Linked DNA regions of Mus musculus: region 2 is linked to region 1. The links are chromatin loops, found by intact Hi-C in ENCODE. Cell type or tissue: left cerebral cortex. All regions are shown on one strand. Each heading gives the region's core, and the rest is flanking DNA. Links, peaks and the distances in the headings are about the cores only.

The links. Hi-C counts contacts between places; a loop is a spot of excess contacts. Peaks named below come from ENCODE experiments on the same cell type or tissue, not always from the same donor. Only the 100,000 strongest peaks of a DNase experiment are listed, where the experiment ranks them.
Region 2: a loop joins it to region 1, with 6 times the contacts of the local background. A loop is called at or near these places in 7 of 42 quality-filtered maps.

The regions. Positions count from the first base shown.
Region 1 is chr15:39,107,669-39,118,137 of GRCm38, reverse strand. Slc25a32 (solute carrier family 25, member 32) reads left to right here and starts at 5,422. Exons shown (of 7, transcript NM_172402.3): 1 at 5,422-5,790. The coding sequence starts at 5,637. It overlaps Dcaf13 (DDB1 and CUL4 associated factor 13), which reads right to left and starts at 5,264. Exons shown (of 11, transcript NM_198606.2): 1 at 5,087-5,264. The coding sequence starts at 5,156. In left cerebral cortex, for the core only: no CTCF peak of the experiment used is centred there; a DNase peak (open chromatin) is centred at 5,335; H3K4me3 peaks cover 2,049 bases; H3K27ac peaks cover 1,016 bases.
Region 2 is chr15:39,192,145-39,202,613 of GRCm38, reverse strand. It overlaps Rims2 (regulating synaptic membrane exocytosis 2), which reads right to left and starts at 4,328. Exons shown (of 27, transcript NM_053271.2): 1 at 4,076-4,328. The coding sequence starts at 4,251. In left cerebral cortex, for the core only: no CTCF peak of the experiment used is centred there; DNase peaks (open chromatin) are centred at 3,399, 4,361, 5,404 and 5,736; H3K4me3 peaks cover 3,298 bases; H3K27ac peaks cover 2,159 bases.

The DNA.
Region 1 (10,469 bases), core at 801-8,800:
CATCTATTCCTATCTTCCACTTTATAGTTGTGAAACTGAGTTACAGAGGGGACAAGTAACCTGCCTCTGAGTCATGTTCTTTCTTAACTAGTCTGCCAAACAAGTTATCTTACTCTAATCCCACGTATAACCAAACTCAACGTGTAACAGTACATACACTTTCCCTTCTTGGGAAAGTCTTTGCTTTCTGACTCCATATCCAACATGCTCAAACATAAAGCTCAAACCCTGGCCATTCCTGAATTCCATGCTCCAGTCTCCAATCCCGAAGCTCAAACACTCATCCTCACTGAAATCAACAGTAATGCTCCCCTTTTCTCCAGGGGATCTGCTAACTTAGCGTTAGCCCTTAGTACCGTACACCTGGACTACTGCTACTGTTTCACCCTACTTGATTTGGCAGCAGTTTAAACGGTTATCAGATTAATCAAGCACATGCCATCCTCATAAGCAAAATCTTTTAAAGACTCTCTGCAGTAGTCCTCAAACCTTTAGACTGTATGTCTCATTGCAACATGTTTGCTTGTTTGTTTATTTTGAGACAGGGTTTCTCTGTGTAGCCCTGGCTGTCCTGGAACTCACTCTGTAGACCAGGCTGGCCTCGAACTCAGAAATCCACCTGCCTCTGCCTCCCAAGTGCTGGGATTAAAGGCGTGCGCCACCACGCCTGGCTCTGTAACATGGTTTTTGAACTGATGTATTTAGTACAAGCATGTATTAAAGATGCTTGGTTTTCATCAAAACTTTGTTTCCAATTAAGCCCCCTGAAAGAAAAATTCAACACATTTGGAGAAATGTGTCTTAACATCTGGTTTTAGTGGAGAAAGCTTCACTGATTTCCGCGTAGTGCTATGTTAATGGGATGCTGGCAGACAGCAACTGAGGTCTTGCTGGCATGGTTTTCTGTGGTGTACAGGTGACTGCAGTCATGGTGACCCTCTCACTGGTTTAGTTCATATAGTGCTGAACAAAGTGAGAACTGACTACACCTGGCAAAACTAAGCAGATCCGGGGATAGGAAAGCTGTTCACACTGACATCAACAGCTCTTGAGCTGGCAATATTTATTTAGTACATTTACTTTTCGGTCATTTCCATCAGGTTTGCAAAAGCTATTTTTAAAGTGTGTTTAGAAATGTTTGATCTCCTGTGATATCAACAGCTGTTTCTCCAACTGATACTTTAATAATTAAAAGAAGGTAGGTCATGCTGTTTCCAAAAATTTTCTTGTAGACAAACTACATCATCATTAATAAACAACATGTTCAGTACAAGAGTTTTTAACTAGAAAACACATTTCCAAGCATGGATTTTCAAAAGAATCTCTGAACAGCACAGTTTTTTGTTTTTTTTTAAAGCAATTTCCTCACTTATCATTAAAATGGACTTGGAAAAGCTGCACTGGTGCTACAAACCTTTAATCCCAGTGCTCTTGAGGCAGAGGCAGGTGCATTTGTAGAAGCTTAAGGCCAGTGGTCCATACAGAAAATTCCAGTCTAGACAGAGGACTGAAGCTCTGAGGGCCAGCAGAAAGAATGGAAACAGGCAACCTAGGGAGGTAAGGGGTGGGAGGACCCTCTAGAATGTACCAGAGACCTGGGAGGTGAGAGATTCTCAGGACTCAAAGGGAGGGACCTTAGACGAAATGCCCTATGATGGAGAGAGGGAACTATGATGGAGAAAGTCTACCTCCAGTAAAAAGACAGGGCATCAAGTTGAGGGATGGGGTTGCCATCCCACAGTCAAAAACTCCTACCCAGAATTGCTCCTGCCTAAAAGAACTACAGGAAGAAAAATGGAGAAAAGCCTGAGGAAAAGGAGGTCCAGTGACAGGCCCAAATTGAGATCCAGCTCAGGGGGAAGCCCCAAGGCCTGACACTATTACTGATGCTATGGTGTGCTTACAAACAAGGGCCTATCATGATTGCTCTCCAAAAGCCCCAACAAACAGCTGAAAGAGTCACATGCAGATATTTACACCCAACCAATGGACAGAAGTTGGTGACCCCTGTGTTTGAATTAGGGAAAAGCTGGAAGGAGCTGAGGAGGGCGACCCCATAAGAAAACCAGCAGTATCAACTAACCTGGACCCCTGAGATCTCTCAGACACTGAGCCACCAACCAGGCAGCATACACTAGCGATATGAGGCCCCCAACACATATAGAGCAGAGGACTGCTGGGTCTGGACTCAGTCAGAGAAGATGCACCTAACACTGCAGAGGCTTGGGCCCCAGGGAGTAGGGAGGTCTGATGGGGTTGGGGTGGAGCAGCGACATCCTCTTGCAGAGGAGGCAGGGTGTGGGATGTTGGAGGGTGGGCTGGGAGGGGGATGAAGTCTGGACTGTAAAAAAAGATTAAAGAATAAAAAACAAAAACACACCTGTCTCAAAAACAAATAAAAGGGGGAAAAGAACTTGGAATAGATTATATACTTTATTTTCTTTTAAAAGTCAAAAGAGAAAGCATGCTATTTAATATTCATAACTACAGAAAAGCTTAACAATTTCAGAAACAATTCATAGTTAGGTCATTCTTAGAACTTTGCCATAATTAAGTCAAGGTACTTCTGCTACAACAAATGTTTTTACAATCTTACCTTTCCTTCTATAAATCACTATACCACACAACAGATGTAGGCTGTAATATACTACACTATTCTAAAGGCAGAAGCCAGTCCCCCCTTGTCAACACTATTCTTCCCCGGAAACACAACATACGGCTGAAATGAGGCTGTAAGTTCATTAGATATCACATAAACAGGTATTAGAGGGCCATGTTTGTCTGTAAACAGGGTCCACTATGTATCCCTGGCTGGCCTGGAACTCACTATGTAGACCAGGCTAGGCTGGAACTCAGAGATCTGTCTGCCTCTGTCTCTGGAGTACTGGAATTAAAGGCTTGAACCACCAAGCTTGGTTCAGTTGGGTTGTTTGTTTGTTTGTTTTTAAAGATAGAAAATCCACACTGATGTTCTAACTGTATCCCTGTATTGTAATGTAGCATCTAAACACCTACTTGTAGAGGTAGAGAACTAAGTTCAAGCCCCCTTATGGTCTTCTATAATTCAGTCTCGCTGTCTCATCAGCTTCGGGTACTTCCTGGAGCTCAGCTCAAGCACCTTCACTCCCTGTCACCTAACCCACCTTGCATTTCCTCCTATGCAGCAGCCTTTCTAGCAGGACTTAACCTTCACCCACATCTACCCAAACCTCACACCCCTTGAAAATATTCATTTTATCTTCTAAATCATAATCGCTGTATCCACTTCCAACTTCCCTCATCTAGTCACACAGAAGCAACTAACACTAGTGCAGCACCTGCCATACATCATAAGCGCTGGGTATGATAGCTTAAAACTCATATAAAACCACATATATTTGTGTAAGGTGCTCTTACACATTAACTAGACACATCAGAACTATCGAGGATATTTCAACAATAAAGCTTCACCAGTACTTACCCAGAATTTAAATCCTGCAGAAAACTTACAAGGAAATAACACTAAATAAAATATAACAGATGTGTTTCTTGCTTTATATTTTAAAGCACTCCAAAAATTTTATTTTCTGTTTTGCTATTATATTTCTATTATAAAAATAAAAATAGCCGGGTGGTGGTGGCGGCGCACGCCTTTAGTCCCAGCACTTGGGAGGCGGAGGCAGGTGGATTTCTGAGTTCCGAGGCCAGCTTGGTCTACAAAGTGAGTTCCAGGACAGCCAGGGCTATACAGAGAAACCCTGTCTCGAGAAAAACGAAAAAACAAAAACAAAACAACACAAATAAATAAATAAATAAAAATAGGGAGATACTGTTGAAAAAAGATGTTACTATAAAGTAGAGTTGTATCTCCTAGCATAAGATTCTGTGTCCCAGCTGTCACCCATTCATTCATTCATTCCGATACTTACAAAGTAGCTATTTATGTGAGTTATTGTCTAAACACTGCATATAGGAATAGGATTCTTTCCTCTCTTTTCAAGCTGATAGGAAAGCCTGCTAATCAGCATGAACCATGAGATAATGTGATAAGCACTGACAAATCCAAACAATGTGTACTGAAAACACAGAAGAGGACACTGATGCGCAGGATGGAGGGCACTTGTAGGGATAAGTATGTAAAGATACGTACATAAGTATAGCTCCAAGACAAAGCCTGAAATGCACCCACATTGGCAAGGGTAACGTAAGCCACTGTCTTAGTTAGGGTTTTACTGCTGTGAGCAGACACCACGACCAAGGCAACTCTTATAAGGACAACATTTAGTTGGGGCTGGCTTACAGGTTCAGAGGTTCAGTCCATTATCATCAAGGTGAGAACATGGTAAAATCTAGGCAGGCATGGTGCAGGAGGAGCTGAGAGTTGTTCTACAGCTTCATCTGAAGGCTGCTAGGAGAATACTTTCTGCTAGGCAGCTAGGACTAGGGTATTAAAGCTCTCACCCACAGTGACACACCTACTCCAACAAGGCCACTCCCTGGGCCAAGCACTATAAACCATGACAGCTCCATCCAGCAATGCACTGTTTGGTGAAAGTGGAAGAAAAAAAAAAGTAATGAGGTTCAAAGATTCAAAATAATTAACGTCAAACTCTGGGGACAAATCTACTTTTCATTTAAGAAATATTACCAAAAAAAAAAAAAAGAAAAGAAATTATTACCATGTAAAACACCTTGGGAGCTGGGGGGGGGGGCCATATACCACACGTTAGCAATGCTAGGGGGAGGAGAGAGAACCTTTAGTAACGCAGACAGGGTTTCTCTCTGTAGCCCCGGCTGTCCTGGAACTCACTCTGTAGACCAGGCTGGCCTTGAACTCAGAAATCCGCCTGCCTCTGCCTCCCAAGTGCTGGGATTAAAGGCGTGTATACGTAACTACTTCCCACTAGAGGAAAATTCTCACAAAGGACGTAGAGGTATGTGCCATCTGCAGTTCTGATCCTCACCAGCCCCGTGTGGACGCAGCCGCCTAGGCGGAGAGGGAAACCGAGACCAGAGCGCTGGCCTCCCGCCCCTTTTACTGCTCGAAAGCTGGCCAGACCCAAAGAATCCGGGAGGAGGCCCCTTCCTCTGTTCCAGTTCCTCTCACCTCTTTGTATGTCCAGCTTGGTTTCGCGGACATAGTTGTCAGGGTTTCGGCTCAGCATTTTCACCTTCATCTTGGCGGCTCTGGGTGTCGGACTCCACGAGCCTTTAAACCGGGCTCGACTTACCGGGGCCAGCACGCAGACACACTACTTCCGCCTTCCGCGGGCTTCCTGTCACGTGGCTCCGCAGAGTGGCAGCCGGATGGCTCAGCTGGACCTCGCGGCGTTCCGTAGTCTCTCCGGCTAGGAGCTGGAGGGGGCGGTCCTTCAGCTGTCGCTCGCGTCTTGACCCGAGGGCGAGCGCGCGCAGCTGTGGGCGGGGCCAGGCCTGCTGGGCGGGGCTAAGCAAGCTCCGCTCTGAGGTTTCTCCTACTCCCCGCTTTGCCGCGGGTGTGACTTGCCTGCAGCAGCGTCCCGGGCTCCGGTCCCGGAAGTGGGCTCGCGTCCTGCGGTTCCAGGCCCCGGGCCGCGACAGTCGCCACGGTGGCGGCCACTACATCACGCCCCACGTCGGCGGCGCTGGACGCCGTAGTGTCGACGAACCCGGAGCCCATGACAGGCCAGGGCCAGTCGGCTGCCGGGTCGGCGGCGTGGAGCGCGGTGTTCCGCCACGTCCGGTACGAGAACCTGGTGGCTGGCGTGAGTGGCGGGGTCTTGTCCAACCTGGCGCTGCACCCGCTCGACCTCGTGAAGATCCGCTTCGCTGGTAAGAGCCTGCCCACGTCCCGGGCGGCTTCCCTTGCTGCCAGCCCCAGCGAAGCACTTACACGCAGAAGAGACATTAGTCTCCCCAGACTCTACTACAAGGGGGAGAGCCCCTAAGATGATGCTGTGCACCCTGCGTTACCTGGAGCTAGGATTTAGGAAGGGGACCCCGGCTTTCCCTGTGTCTCCTAACCATAAAGGATAGGGAAAGTGGGTGAAGTTTGAGAGAAAGGAGGTTGTCACATTTGACCCTCATGTTCACGAGTCATTCACTCTTTGGGGTAATTTGAAGTCTTAGGGCAGCCACGTGTTTGGCTGTATAAAGTCAGACGAAAGTACAAGTGTGTGAGCCGGTGCTTTGTCACCTTCGGAGAGTAAGGTCATAGTTTGGGATTAAAATATTCACTAAAGTTTCTTTAGTTTGCAGTATTTAAAAATATGCATTGTCTGGTGAAGGAAGGAGGAGCTTCTACACTCTAAATAACTGTATTAAAGTGTGAATTAAGTATATGGAAATTAGCACGGCATTTTAGGAATTAATACCAAGTTGCATTACATAGGTGAGCCTTGGTAACTATTTAGAAACCATTTCTGTTATTTCATTTATTACAAACTAAATTTTTCCAGAAAATCAAATCTTTAGAGATGGATTTAGTAGAGCATTCTAATTTTATTCGATTTACTTGATGTATGTGTCTTAATGTTGAACAGTGGAGTCGAACTAAGAAGTACCAACAGTTTCTTATCGTTAGGAAACTTAAAAATGTAATTACCCTAAGATATATAAAAGGATTCTACACAACATGAAATCAGTTGCTAAGTAGAATAAATTCAAATACAAAATAAGAGCACAAATAGGCTATATAAAAAGACTATATAAGGAAAGCTGGGGCTGGAGAGATGACTTAGCCTTTCCACAGGACCCACATTGAGTTCTCAGCACCCACTTTGAGCAGGTGGCTCCCAACTGTCTATAATTCTGGCTTCAAGGAAACCTAACATCTCTGGACTCTGCCAGCACATGCACATACCCACCCAGGGGCACATATGAAATATGAAATGATAAAGTAAATATTAAAAAAATAAACATAGGTGGCTTGTATGTATCTGTAAAGGTTCCATATTAAAGTCCTCAACAGGATTAATATTTTGACAGCTAGAGGAGACAAGACATTCCGTGGTGGAGAATGTGTGGTACCTGTGGAGTGTATTCTAGAAAAGACACCGCAGAGAAATAATTCCATGGAGTTTGATATGCAACTATAAATAATTGTTATAATAGTTGCAAACATTGATAACTAACTTTGATTGAATGTATAATAGGCATTTATTATGACCTTTATGAAGCTGATAATGGTAGGGGTTGAGTAAGTTGTCCAAGTCACAAGATGGTAAATAGCAATCTGAGGTTTGGGTTCAGCACTTTCACTCTGAAACTACCCTGCACTTACCCTCTCCCCGTAGCACCTCTAAGTCCCTGCTAACAGTGACTTGAATGTGAATAGATAGTCTTGGACTTCTTGAGATGAAGGTCTGTGGCTTGGTGTCCCTCTGACACAGCTTTCTCTAGGAGCAGAAGATGAGGCGCTGAAACTGAGGGTTGGCCAGGTTGGGATTTGGACAGTGCTACAGAGCTGACTAGTTTGAGGAAAGGCAGTTCTTGGTACCTGAGAAGATTCATTACCTTAGCGTGAGAAGAGTATTGGAAACTTGTAGGGTAGATAAAGTGGTTAGTTACAGAATAAGGGATTAAGGGTAGATAGTAACTCCTAGTTGAAGTCCTTCCCACAGCAGAGCAAGCGTGTGTAGTGGTAAAGCCGGCAGTTTGACTGAATGGCGAAAGGAAGAACTGAGGAAGATGAACAGTGAAAGGTTGTGTCGGTGTTTTAGTTAGGGTTTCTATTGCTGAGATAACACACCATGACGAAAGCACCCTGGGAAGGAAAGGGTTCATTCCTTATAGCTTTCTCATCCATCATCCAAGGAAGTCAGGGCAGAAACTCAAGGCAGCAGCCTGGAGGAGGAGCTGATGCAGAGACTGGAGGAGTGCTGCTTACTGGCTTACTCCTCATGGCTTGCTCACCTGCTTCTTGTGTAACTAAGACTTCTTGCAGCGGGGGTAGAATTGGGGGCGGCATCCCCACCTCCACACTGTGGGCTGGGCTCATCCCTACTAGTAGTCAAGAAAATGTTCTAAACTTGCCTGCAGGCCATCTGGATGAAGGCACTTTCTCAACTGAGGTTCCTCTTCCCAAATAACTCTAGCTGTGCTGAGCTGACATAAACCAATACAGTCATCAATAGGCATCAGTACTGAATAATGCCGACATTTTGTGCTTCCATATAATTAAGCCCACTTATTAAAATTACTGTCTAGCAATGGTGAGGAAGGCTAATCCTGAATGCATATGCTGTAAAACCAAACAATTCATTGACTCCTAAGTAAACTGGAGCTCCAGTGTTAACAGTTAAAAAAAAAAAAAGTAAAAATGTTATGTGAGAAAGGTGAAGGAATTCGTTAAGCTTCATATGGGAAGGGCCGTGCTCACTGTGAATTGGTCCTAAGAAAAGTTACAGGGATGCAGAATTAGGCCTGGCAAAGTAGTGGTACCCTCTGCAATGAAACACAAAGCGGCTGAGGCAGATGCTATTGAAAGAGGTTGGGAATGGGCATTGAATAAGCTCAGTGATTGACTGCTACCGTAGGTCTTAGGCACATAGGTCATAAGCTCAAAACCTAGTATCACACACACACACACTCACACACACACACACACACACACACACTCACACACACACACACACACACACACACACACGCTCACACACACACACACACACACACACACACACAAGTAGAGACAAACCATCCACATAGAGCACAAGGGAAGGGGATGTATTAACTAAGTAAGAAACAAGGTCTTCAGGTGTGACCGAGAAAAGGAGGGTAACTAAGCCAGCACATGAAACACTTTCTCCTGGGATGGTGGGACTACATAGTTTTTAAAGCCAGTGTACTTGTTGCTGTTCTTCAAAAAGAATTTAAAACTTAATGTCTTCTGTCTTGGCTCCTTCAATATACCAACTTTTTTGTTCAGTTACTGCCTCCTGGAATCTTTCAGTGTTAAACCACTAGCCATTACGGTGATGTGCTTTCATGAAATTCCTCAGGTCATTTAGACTAGAAACTCACTGTGTATACAACTTCTATGTGACAGCAGGAAGACTCATTCAGGTCTTCATCTCTTGTTTTCTCTGCCTTCAAATTCATTCTACCTGAGGACACCACAATTTCCTTTTTTTTTTTTCAAACATGTTTGTATATACTTAATGAAATTTTTTGCCTTGATAGTAGAGCAATTACTATATTTCTCTTTTGTTGAGCCCAGACCTAGCCAAGGCTGGTCCTTGGCATTTTTTTTTTAAATTAGAAAAAGAAAGTAGCATTTCCTTCATCAAAACATGTATGTGATTATTTTAGGTTCCTTCCCCCCCTCCCCAAGTACCTTTGTAGTTTGAGCTGCAACAAAATACCACAACAAACAGTTTGGCTTAAGCAACAAAAGGATTATTTTTCTCTTAGGGATTTGGGGACTGGAAGGATCACCAGGATCAAGAAGCTAGTCAGGTTGGTTTCTAGTGAGAGCTCTCTCCTTGGCTTACAAATAGCCCTTTAATCTTAATTCCTTCCTTAAAGGCCCTGTCGTCTGTGTAGTCCTGTTCAGAACTACAACTTTACCTGAACTTTGGAGATAATGCAGTTCACTCCTGAACAGCTCTCACCACCCTTCCTTCCAAACTAATATTCCTTCCTCCACCAGTCCAACATTTGTGCCCCCAAATCTCCAGTTTTCTTCCCAAAAGATGTCCTATCTAGCTATAAAACTTTTCCACCTTCTGAAGACCAGTGCGTAACCATTCTTATCTGTTATTCACACAGTTATTACTAAGATTAACTTCTTAAAACAGTAAAGCAAGCATTGGTTTATGGCCATGAAAAGCAGGGGTGTTTACCTTTTGTCTCACAATTGAATTGTGAGCTTATTATTGAGAGAAAACTGGAAAGCTGCCCAGAACAAGGAAATCTGTACAGAATGAGAGGCACAAAACCCAAGGGGCACATCAGAAGCGTGTATGCTGCAAAATGCCTCTCCTGGGCAAATAACCCTGCTATCTGAAGGTTTGTGTTTTGTGTAAACCTTACAAAACTTAGGATGATGTACCCACTTTACAAAGGAGGATGCTGGAGCTCAGTGAGGGTAAGATCATGTAATTAATAAAGGAACTGTGATATCCAGCCCAGGCTTCTGAAGCCCGGTGCACTTTAATCTCATTTCGTAGTGTAATGTTGACAGGTTAATGACGAAAGAACTGACTGTTCCACCTTGGCGTGGCACTGGTAAACACAGATGATTCTTCTTTGCCAGGCTCCATTCAGTACAGTGTAGGTGGGGGCAGAGGACTGGACATGCTTACATGGAAAGGACTATGATTTGTGTGACCTCTTTTGGCAGGTACTTTTCACTGTATTTTAAGTTTACATTTATACCCTTTAACCTATATCACTCCCTTTCTAGTGGCTACTGATAAAGAAGTAATAAGAATCTATACAAATCGCTTTTTAGGATATCCCTTAGAGAACATTTTACTAGTAAGAAGATGCGCAAACCAGACAGAGGG
Region 2 (10,469 bases), core at 856-8,855, 84 kb before region 1:
ATATTTTGTAGCAAAAGTATATATTATCTATTAAATAAAAATTGTAAATTAACTTCAGAAACCACTTATAAAATTGCACTATTAAAAAATTTAAGCTGGATGTGGTGGCGCATACATGGATATTACCAGCACTTGGGAGGCAGAATCGATCAGATCTGTGTGAGTTTGAGGCCAGCCTGGTCTACACAGTTAATTCCAGGACAGCCAGGGCTATGTAGAAAGACCCTGTCCTAAAATAAAATAAAATAAAATAAAATAAAATAAAACATTAGCCAGAAACTGTAGCATATACCTTTAATACTAGCCTAGCACTTGGGTGGCAGGGACAGGTGGATCTCTGAGTTTTAAGGCCAGTCTGGTCTATGTACCAAATTCCAAACAAGCCAGGGCTACAAAGCAATACCCTGTCTCAAGCATAAATAAATGAATTAAACTAAGTACAATAAAACATTTATAACTCCTCATATGTGTATACAGTATGTACTTGTTAACTTAATCTGTCATGGATGTGCTTTATTCTTTCGATTTGAGGAACATGTTGTCCTATCAACATTAATAGAAAGCCCAAGCTGAGAACAAAGACAATACACATCTCCTGAAAAGCATAAATAGGTGTGGTAGCTCAATGACTGGTCATCCCAGCACTTGGGATTAGAAAGGCAGAGGCAGAAGAATCATTTAAGGTCAACCTGGGCTACACAGAAAGACACTATCAAATGAAAGAAAGGGAGGAAAAGAGCGGAAAAGATTTTAAAAAAAAAAGTAGGGAGAAAGAGAAGGAAGAAGTGTTCAAAATACTTTGTATAAAAAGACTATGTTGCGAACATAATAAAACCACATTACACATTTCCTGAATACCTTTCTACTTGATTTTTAGTCAGACCAAAATAAAATAAAAACAAAAGACAATGGTAATACACAGTCCCTAAATAGTTTTTCTTTCAAAACAATGAATCGTCTTTTTTCCACAGAATGAGTGAACTGTTTCATTTGCATGGTAGTTCAGCTCAACATTACTTCCTAGGTACCTATTATGTGTTAAGATGCCAAGGAGCAAGATAACCAGTGACTCCTCAAGGCTCAGGGCTGAACCGGCTGCAGGAATTCATGTAAGGGCACTTTTGTTTTCTTTTGTTTTAGTAATTAACAAGGGGGTTAGTGGGATATAAAATGCTTTGAAAAATACAGTACCTCATTCACATGGAAGATAGTATTGTTTGATAGACAGAAGACTTCCTGGGTATGTATGCATAGCTGGGCCTTAAAGAAATCACTGATAATGAAGTACGAATCATTTCTAATTACTCAGTCTCTTAAAAGAGAATTCAGTGTGGTGGCCTCAACTTGTTTTGATGGCTCACCTTTCTTATTGAAAACATCTCAGGCATGATCTCTTAATGTATGCATTTATTCATAAATTATATTCATGTTAGTATTAGCTGACCATACTAAGCATTAATGGGGCTTAGTCTTTTTTTCTTCAAAGATGGGACTATATGTTTAATCTGTTCTTGTATTCCAGTATATCATCTTGTGAATCCCTTGGGTATACACATCTTACTTTGAATAATATTTAGTATGGATACTGAGACTCACAGATCACACAAAATATTTTTATCCAGCCTTCAATTTCTTCACACATCAAACTTATTTTTATTATGATAGTTAAAGAGTAGCAGATACAAATTTGAATTTTAGTTTACTTCTCTGTGCCTATGACCTTCTCTCAGGAAAGATGCTAGCTAACATTCAGTTAAATGACAGACAGTTTAGTGAGGAGCTGATATATGGTCCTAGATTTTCAAGAGAAAGAGTAAACACAACTATCAGGATTATTTTTTCTACACAGCATATTTGTTATTTAACACCCAAGGCTGGAAACATATTATTTAATAAATGGTCAAATTTTTTCAAACTGATTTGCCTCTTGTTCCTGCAATACTATTATAAAGTTTACTCTCAGTTTCCTTGTCCACTCTCATTTCAAAAACATTTTAAAGAACATTTAAAACTATGTGAATAACTACTTAAATCTGAGTCTATATTTCTCGTTGATGTGATTTCACATATTATATAGCTATATTTAGAGACTGTGTCTGGCTAAATAAAGTGAAATAAATATACAAACATATATTTGCAAAATATGGAGGTTTACTTAGAGATGTGCACATATATACTTGACCTGGAAAACCCTTTTTAAACATCTATTCAGTAAAATACGCTCTTCATTTTGAGCAATTTGTAGTTCAGTACTCAAACAGTCACTAAAATGTCCATATATTGAAACTGTGAATAAAAACTACATAAGATTAACTAGCCAATAAACACTATGCTTCAGTTTACTATAAATAAAACCCCATTTCCATTTAAATATGTAGGTCAAAGAAATAAAGCCATATTTTATTTGAGCATCATTTTGGCAACACTGATTTTCAGCAACTATATTAAGAAGTGTAAATTTATATATCTGAATATAAATCGTAATGATCAGAATCTTAGCACATACTAGTATATAGATTAAAGTTGAGCAAAGTTAGAGTATGCTCAAAAAGCTTTTTTAAAAACTATTTTTATTATTCCATAGTTTAAACTGATTAAATTTCTTAACTTTTTATTCCTATCCTATGACCATGAATAAGCCAAATTCCCTAGTAAATATTCAAACCTAAAAATTAGTATTGAAGCAATTCCTAATTGTTCTTTTATTATTTTGTGAGAACTTGTATCTTTTAAAGATATATATCTATTTGATATGTTTGTTACCATAGGTTATGTAAAATCTGCTTCACTAAAATGTGAGAAGATGTACATCTAGACAAGGTGTGTTTTCATTTGTAAAAAAAAAAAATACTGAATTCAACAACCTGTTTTCAAAATAAGTGGTGAAGGTCAGTAAGCTATTTCTTTTCAAGGAGGAAGTCAACGCTTTTAGTTGTGTGTTTCTATAGCGATTATGGGAAAGTGTATTCGGTGACATGCAAGAGAACTGCCCTCCCTCTCTTTAGGCATATACAGGTTAATTTTTATAGTGAGTAACGACTTGGACAAACATTAAAGGGTTACAGATCTTTACAGATCCAGACAATGACTTTCCAGAAGCAACCGAGATATAAAAAATCATAAAACATTTAAAAGCAAACCTGTAGAAACAATCTCAGCTACAGTGCTACACTGACAAGGAATCCCAAAGTAAAGGAAAACTCATTCTGGACAGTTCCCTGGTGCTGAAGTTACACCGCCTCTAAACCGATGCTTGGGTGCTACTTTCACGCCTCCCACCCTCGCCAAAACCCCGCTGGCTGGACTGTGAGCAAACATAGTAGAACTTCACAAGCAGGGAGCAACCCAAACTGCCACGATGGTAGGAAGTGGAGTCTCCTCGGGATCCTACAGATTTACTAGTTGCAAACAGGAAGAACAGCAGCAGAGTGCAGGGTGTTAGCACCCGCCGAGGGGGAGGGGCTGGAAGATGGCGGCGGCCGCACACCCACCCGAGACGAGACGAGACCGCGCTTAGGCCCCCTCGCCCGCCCCGCAGCCTTCCTGTCCGCTGCGACCGTGGGCAGCGCAGCTCCTCCCGGGGCTGGGGACGGAGCCGGCCCTCGCAGGCGCGGGACGAGCGACCCCGGTGGCACCGGCACCCCGGGCCTGGGCGCTTCACCCGGGTCCGGCCCGGGAGCACCTGTGCACGGCCATATTGGATTCCTTGCCCCAGTCACTGCCTCCGCGCGGGGGCGGCGGGAAAGGAAATGGGACGCGAGGAGCCAGGGTTCAGCCTCATCCCGGGAGCCGAAGTGGCCCGCGGGGAAAGCCGGAGGGCGCCGGGGAAACCGCCGCCTCCCCGAGCTCGCCACCGTCACCTCAGCCGGCCTCGGCGCCCTCCCTCCGCGACACACACCCCCGCGGCTGACAACTAGAAAGCGACCCTGGCGGCCGCGGGCCGCAGCCCTCGTGGCCCCCGCGCCACCGGCGGGGAGGAAAGGCGGCGATCCCCGGCGCGCGGGCGGTCGCGGGGAAGCGGCCGAGGGGGGCGGAGGGCAGGGAGGGAGGCGGGAAGATGGAGCCGGGTCCTTACTTGAGCACGGACTGCTCCTTCTCCTCTTCTTTCTTCTGACGATCCATGACAGCCAGGATGATTTTCCTCTCCTCTTCCGTGAGGTGGCTGAGGTCCGGCATCTCGGGCTGCGGAGGAGGTTGAGAGGCCGCCGGGGTGGGAGCCGGGCGGCCCCGGGGCCCGAGCGGAGCCGACATGTTTGGCGGAGCCGAACCACCCTAGGGAAGCAGGGAGGCAACTCCGCTGGCAGCCGCGGCTCGGGCGCGGGCGGCTGGGGCAGCCTCCGGGGCTGGGACAAATGCATACAAATCAATGGCCTTCAATCCGAGGCGACAGCCCCCCTCCCCCAGGAAAGAAGGCAGGGGGAGGGGAGGGCCGAGGGGGGAGGGCTGAGGAGTGCGCTCGGGGAAATGTTTCTTCTTCCCGGGGGCGAAGGGCTGCCAAGTGAGCGGTTCGCGGGAGCGAGGAGCTGGAGGCCCCGACGCCGAGTGCGCGGAGCGGCGGGGGAGGGCGGTGGAGTAAGGTGGCGGGGACGGCTGAGGGTGGGGTGACTGGAGGGAGGCGGCCGCGGGCCGGGGCGCGAGTGTCCGGCGCGGCGGCGGAGCGGAGCGGGAAGCGCTGCCCGCGAGCCCGACCCCTGGGGAGTCCCGGGAACTCGCCCCGAGCGCCCGGAGGCGGCGAGAGCGGCCGTCCCGCCGGCTGGCGCGTCACCGGGCTCCGGGGCTCCGCGAGGGAGGACCCCTCCGGGAACCACGAGGCGCGGGCTGCGGCAGGGGACCCCAGCCCCCACCCCGGCCCCAGACGGCCGATCTTCCGGCCCGCGGCCCGCGGCTGCCAACGCCCGGACCCAAGTGAGCTCGCGCGCGCCGCGGGGCCGGCCGCCCGCCGCGCCTCATCACGCGCCCGCCCGGGGTCCCGCCGCCGCCGCCCCCAGTGTCCGCGGAGTCGGCGCGGCGGGCCCGCTAGGTGCACTCGCCCGCGCCGCCTCTGCCTCGCCGACTCTTCCCGCCGGGCCCGTGTCCCCTGCGAACCGCCCAGGCCCGGACTCGGCCGACGCTCGCCCCGGACCCTGCTAACGGCTGGGGCGGGGCGGGGAGCTGTGAGGAGCAGGGCGGCGAGGGAGCGGGCGCCCCGGGGTGCGGGGCTGTGGGCGGTGGGGGCGGGAGGATCTCAGGTGGCTGGCGCCGAGCCTGAGGGACCGGGCGCCCCCCGAGCTGTCCCGGGCGGGGTACTGGACCCTGGACGAGGGAAGATCGGAGCAGGTGGGTGTCCCTGCGGTGTCAGCGGCCCGGGACTCGCAGCGGGGAAGAGCCTGAGGGAGTGGAAAGGACCTGGGCGGGAGTGCGGAAGTTCTGGAAAACTGGGTTGTCGGTACCCGCTGCACGGAGAGGTACAGAAGACAGGATGCTGGGGCGGTTTGCCCGAGGCGATTGGAAGGTGTAAGAGGGAAAGGGTCAGATCACGTCCCCGGAGGAATCGGGCCGTTCAGCCCCTTTCTGCCGGTCACTCTAATCTAGAGAAGAGTCGTTATTGGAGCGTTAGCCTGATTTTAGAAAGCCTGGAGACAGGCTCAGTCAAAGAACAGAAGAAAACCGACTCCAATAGGAGGGAGGTGGCCACCACCGGCGCGGGCTCTCAGAGAAGCCCAGCGCAGCCCAGACAGCTCTCCCTCGGGGCGGGGCGAGCCAGCTGAGGTGATCTGGATCACCCCCTCTTCCTCTTCCTGCCACTAGACAGGTGCTTGGTTAGCAAGGTTACAGTGTTCGTGCGTGTGTATGTACACACCCCTACCACGCCTTCCACACTCGCACTGCTTAGTACTAGGCCAGGTTATAGGCTGGTGAGTAAAACCTTCGGGGTTTGTATTGTATTTACGTGTAGTAAGCTCTCTCCCTCCTTTGTTCCCCAGGTACCATCTGACTAGTCTCAGTTTGAGAGAACTGGGAACAGACAAAGCGGCACTACATGTCTCTTGTGATTTCTAAGCTGAAATATCTATATTGTTTTTCTCCCATCCTTTGTAACTAGAAAGAAAAAAATGGAAACGTTTGCTTATGTTTTGTTTCATATTATTATTACTACTGTTCATTGCTACTACCATTCACCTGTTTTCAACCGGATTCATAATCCAAATTAGCTTTCACTGCTTTGTGCAAACCAAATGAGATCATATTAGCCCAATTGATTTAAGTGTTTTACAGTTGAAGAATTTTTATAAATCTCTAATCCAGCCTCATCAATAGGAAATTGAAGACCAAGATCAGAAGATGTATAAGTATGGTAAATAATAGAGCTGGAGCCAGACTCTAGAAACTAAGTATAATTTAAGACTATCATGCATGGTTTTTAAAGTTAAGACACGAAAACGTGGGTCACTTTAAAATACTTGAACCTAACCCTAGAGCAAATGGATCAGCTTCTAGAACTTAGACCTTAGTCGTGGATACACTTTGAAAATACCCCAGACCACTAATGTCTAGCAAAGGTTGGGGGCCATATATTCTAAGGAAGAAAACACTTCTAAAGAAAATTGAGTCTGTTACCTAAAATTCAAATGCTAAGTTTTATTATACACACACTCCTTTCTTGTCATGCATGGCTGTTACCAAACAGTTGGTATACGTACAGCTTTAACCTAGGAAACACAAACCGCCAGAACACGGTAAATCTCCCTTTAAATGAGACGATAGAACTATAAATACTAGTGTTCCACCTTATTTCTGTTTCCATTTTTAAAAATACCATCCTTCAAAACCCAGCCAACATCATCATCCCAACAGGATCAGAACCCAGAATACACAAACACTGCTGAGTCTGAAGATTCTGAGGTTAAAATAGCTTAGTTATTTCAAATATGTTAAATGTGAACTTGAAAGCAGTTATTCAGATTGGGGAAATGTGGGTTCATTTGCAGCAGACAGTCACCTTCTGGGACCTACATTATTTTCTGCCAGTCATACAGTGTTCTGAGGTCTGTTTCCCTGTCCCACCCCTTCGTCTCCCTGGACAAGACAGTGCCAGTACTTGAAACCTAGTAGGCATGAACCTGAATCTATGCCACAACTGATATAGGAGTGTGAATGGGCTGACTAGGATTCTCTGTTGTTTGGCGGTTTGTTGTTGCTGCTGCATATGTTTTATTCTGCTGTTGTAGTCTTTTGCTACAAGTGAGTTTTTCTTATTAAAGGAAATTCTTAGAAGTGGAAGTACATAAAATCAGCTGTCATTAGTCAAGTACCTTTACAAAGTGAAAGTTTGGCACTTTTATATCATACAGAGAGATATATACATGATGTATATCATATAGAGCTTTAAAATGGGTTGTAGCCTAGGTGATCTACTTTTAAAGTAGTCACTCAATTTAAGATAAGGTTGCTATGCTCATAATGAAATGAAATATTGTCACAAGGCTTGGTTTTCCCAAAATATGGATCTTAGAGATGTCCGTTTTATTCTAGTTTGTGTTTACCTGAAATGTTAGTCGTATCTTACTTTGTCATATATGGAATTCTATTTTGCTTGGACATATCTCTCAGTAGGTGAACACATTTGTAGTAGATTCAAAATGCAATGTTCTTGCTTAATTTTAGAAGTAACTGTCTGTTATTACTGAATTTGGGTTCCTGTAGGTTTATAACCCCTGTGAGTCTGTGAACTCTCATTTTGCATAATGATAAGAACTATTTATAATCTACTAGGTAAGTATTAGGAGGCATACCTGAAGTATAAAACTATAAAATAATCACATTCTTGTCATGTACTAAGGCCTCAGTATTCTGCCATGAAATCTGGATACCTCACAAGGATACCTCACAAGACTCAGAATCACTTCTGCTCTACTGTGGATAGATGGTTGTTAGTCTACAGCTTATCCCGACAGCTCTAGATGATTCTGTCTTGCAGCACTGCATGAGAAGCACTCTGGATTGTGTTATGTGGCTTGGTAGTTGGTCACTTGTTCTTGTTAGTTTTGTCAATTTGACACAAACCCTTCAGGTCTCCTGGGAAGAGAGAATCTCAACTAAGGAATTGCCTCTATCAAAATAAACTGTAAGAAGTGAGGGTGTGTTTTCTTGATTTATGATTGATATAGAAGGCCCAGGACATTATGGGAAATGATAGCCCTGGGCAGGAATTCTGGGTTTTATAAGAAAGCAAGCAGAGCCAACTAGTAAACAGCATTCCTCCATGGTGTCTGCTTTAGTTCCTGCCTCCTGGTTCCTGCTATGAGTTCTTGCCTTGGCTTCCCTGATGATAGTCTGTAACCCATAAGTCAAGTCTTAAAGTTGCTTTTGTCAGACTTTTATCATAGTAACAGAGACACAAACTAAAACAGAAATTGGTACCTGAAGTAGGATTTGAAGAGGCATAAGCTCAGGTCTTTAAATGCTTAATCCCAATTAGTAGTGCTGTTTGGGAAGGTTTAAGATGTACAGTCTTGCTGGGGGAAGTATATCACTGGAGGAAGTATATCACTGGGGGAAGTATATCACTGGAGGAAGTATATCACTGGAGGAAGTATATCACTGGGGGAAGTATATCACTGGAGGAAGTATATCACTGGAGGAAGTATATCACTGGAGGAAGTATATCACTGGAGGCTGCTTAGAGACTGTTTAGTCTCACCCTATCTCCACTGTGGTCTCTCTCTCTCTCTTTCTCTCTCTCTCTCTCTCTCTCTCTCTCTCTCTCTCTCTCTCTCTCTCCTCTCTACTTTCAATAAAAACTATCTTTGTTCCCTGCTCCTATGCCATGCCTGCTGCTCCCCATTGTACTTTAGCACTATGGCTGACTGTTACCTTTTTTGGAATCATAAGCCCAAATAAATTCTTTTATAAATTGCTTTGGTCATGGTGTTTTATCACAGCAACCGAAAAGCAACTAAAACAGTCAGAATGTGTGCATCCCTGGATTCAGTCCCCAGCACCACATGGGCAGATAATGAGCAAGCATCCTAAAACAACTCAGCACCACGCAGGTCAAATAGTGAGATGGCTCTCTCCTGTCTGCAGTACCAATGAACTCATAGCTGCTCTGCAGGGGCCGCCTCACCACCTGGTTAGTGCTCCCATGCTACTCCCATGCCTCCATCGCACTATTGCTTCCTTTCACTGTCACATTTACCCAGCTAATACCCTTTTCAGAGCCCCACCCCCCATCCCTCCAACCTCCTTCCCCTTTCCCCCCCCCCCCCCCAGTACTTGCTTCCCTCTGATGACTGTATCCTCACTGTAAATTGAAGGACTTTCACTTCAGCTTATCATTGAATGTGCACTTCCATCTACTACAATATGAGGAATTTTACTAATATATCCCAAGCACCTAGAATAATACATGGCTCATAGGTGGGTGCCTCAACAAGTATTCAGTTAATTGCTTTCTGAGAAGAAGATTTATCATTACTGACTTGAACTGGACTTGAGAACCTGAAAAGGCAATCTGAAAAAGAAGAGGAAATGAATGCAAAGAAACTAACTTTGTTTCAGGTCCTGGCTGCATCTCTGTCTTTACCTACTGTTGGTGGACACATCCCCTGTTCTGTGACAATCTTCTGGCCCTCTGATGTCTACAACTTTCAAATGCTTTTCTCTCGGTTTGGCCTACCTTTTCAGTTGTATGTCTGCAATATTCTCAGCCTTTTTCTCCTTCCATCTATTTGCCCCAGGCTCTCTTACCAATGTGCATATCCTGCTTATAGATAGCATGTGTTGCAGTATGCCTTACCAATTTCCTTGTCTACATCCTCAACTGAACCATGAACTTCTTTAATAGCAAGGAATGCACTTTCTTCATGTTTCTCCAAGGGCCTGTTAAAGTGCCTGGTGTAGTACAGCAGCTCAGTATATGTATGCTGAATAGGTACACGAACAGCTACAAGATATGAGAGAATTCCTGGAGTATAGAGAGCACAGAATTACATAGCAAATGGTAGTATTAAAATGGGTGATGGTAAGATTATGTTCTAGCTTGTGTGTCTTGGTGAAGAATCTACACTTGTCTTATAATCATTATACTGTGGGAGTTTTTAGGTAGAAAACTGACTTGATAGGCTTCAACTTTCAGAAGCATATCCTGCATTCATTTCTTTATTCATATCTAAAACACCTGCCAATAGAATTACTCAAAGTTCACAGATGCACCCTGATTTACAAGTGGAGACACAAATAGATTTTTTTTTTTTACTTCTTGGTTTCAGAATTTATTTCTGTAGCTATTTTTCTCAGTAGATTATAACAGCATGATAATGAGGCCAAGGTCATGGTTTAAATCCTGGGTGAGTCAGAGAGTGCAGTAGCCACAGCTGACTGGTAATCTTTGCCAGTTGTCAAATGACAACAAATACTATTTTTTGACTAGAAATTGAGTGGGAGAATATGACCAGTTCATCCAATGCTAATCAACATTATTAGAAAAG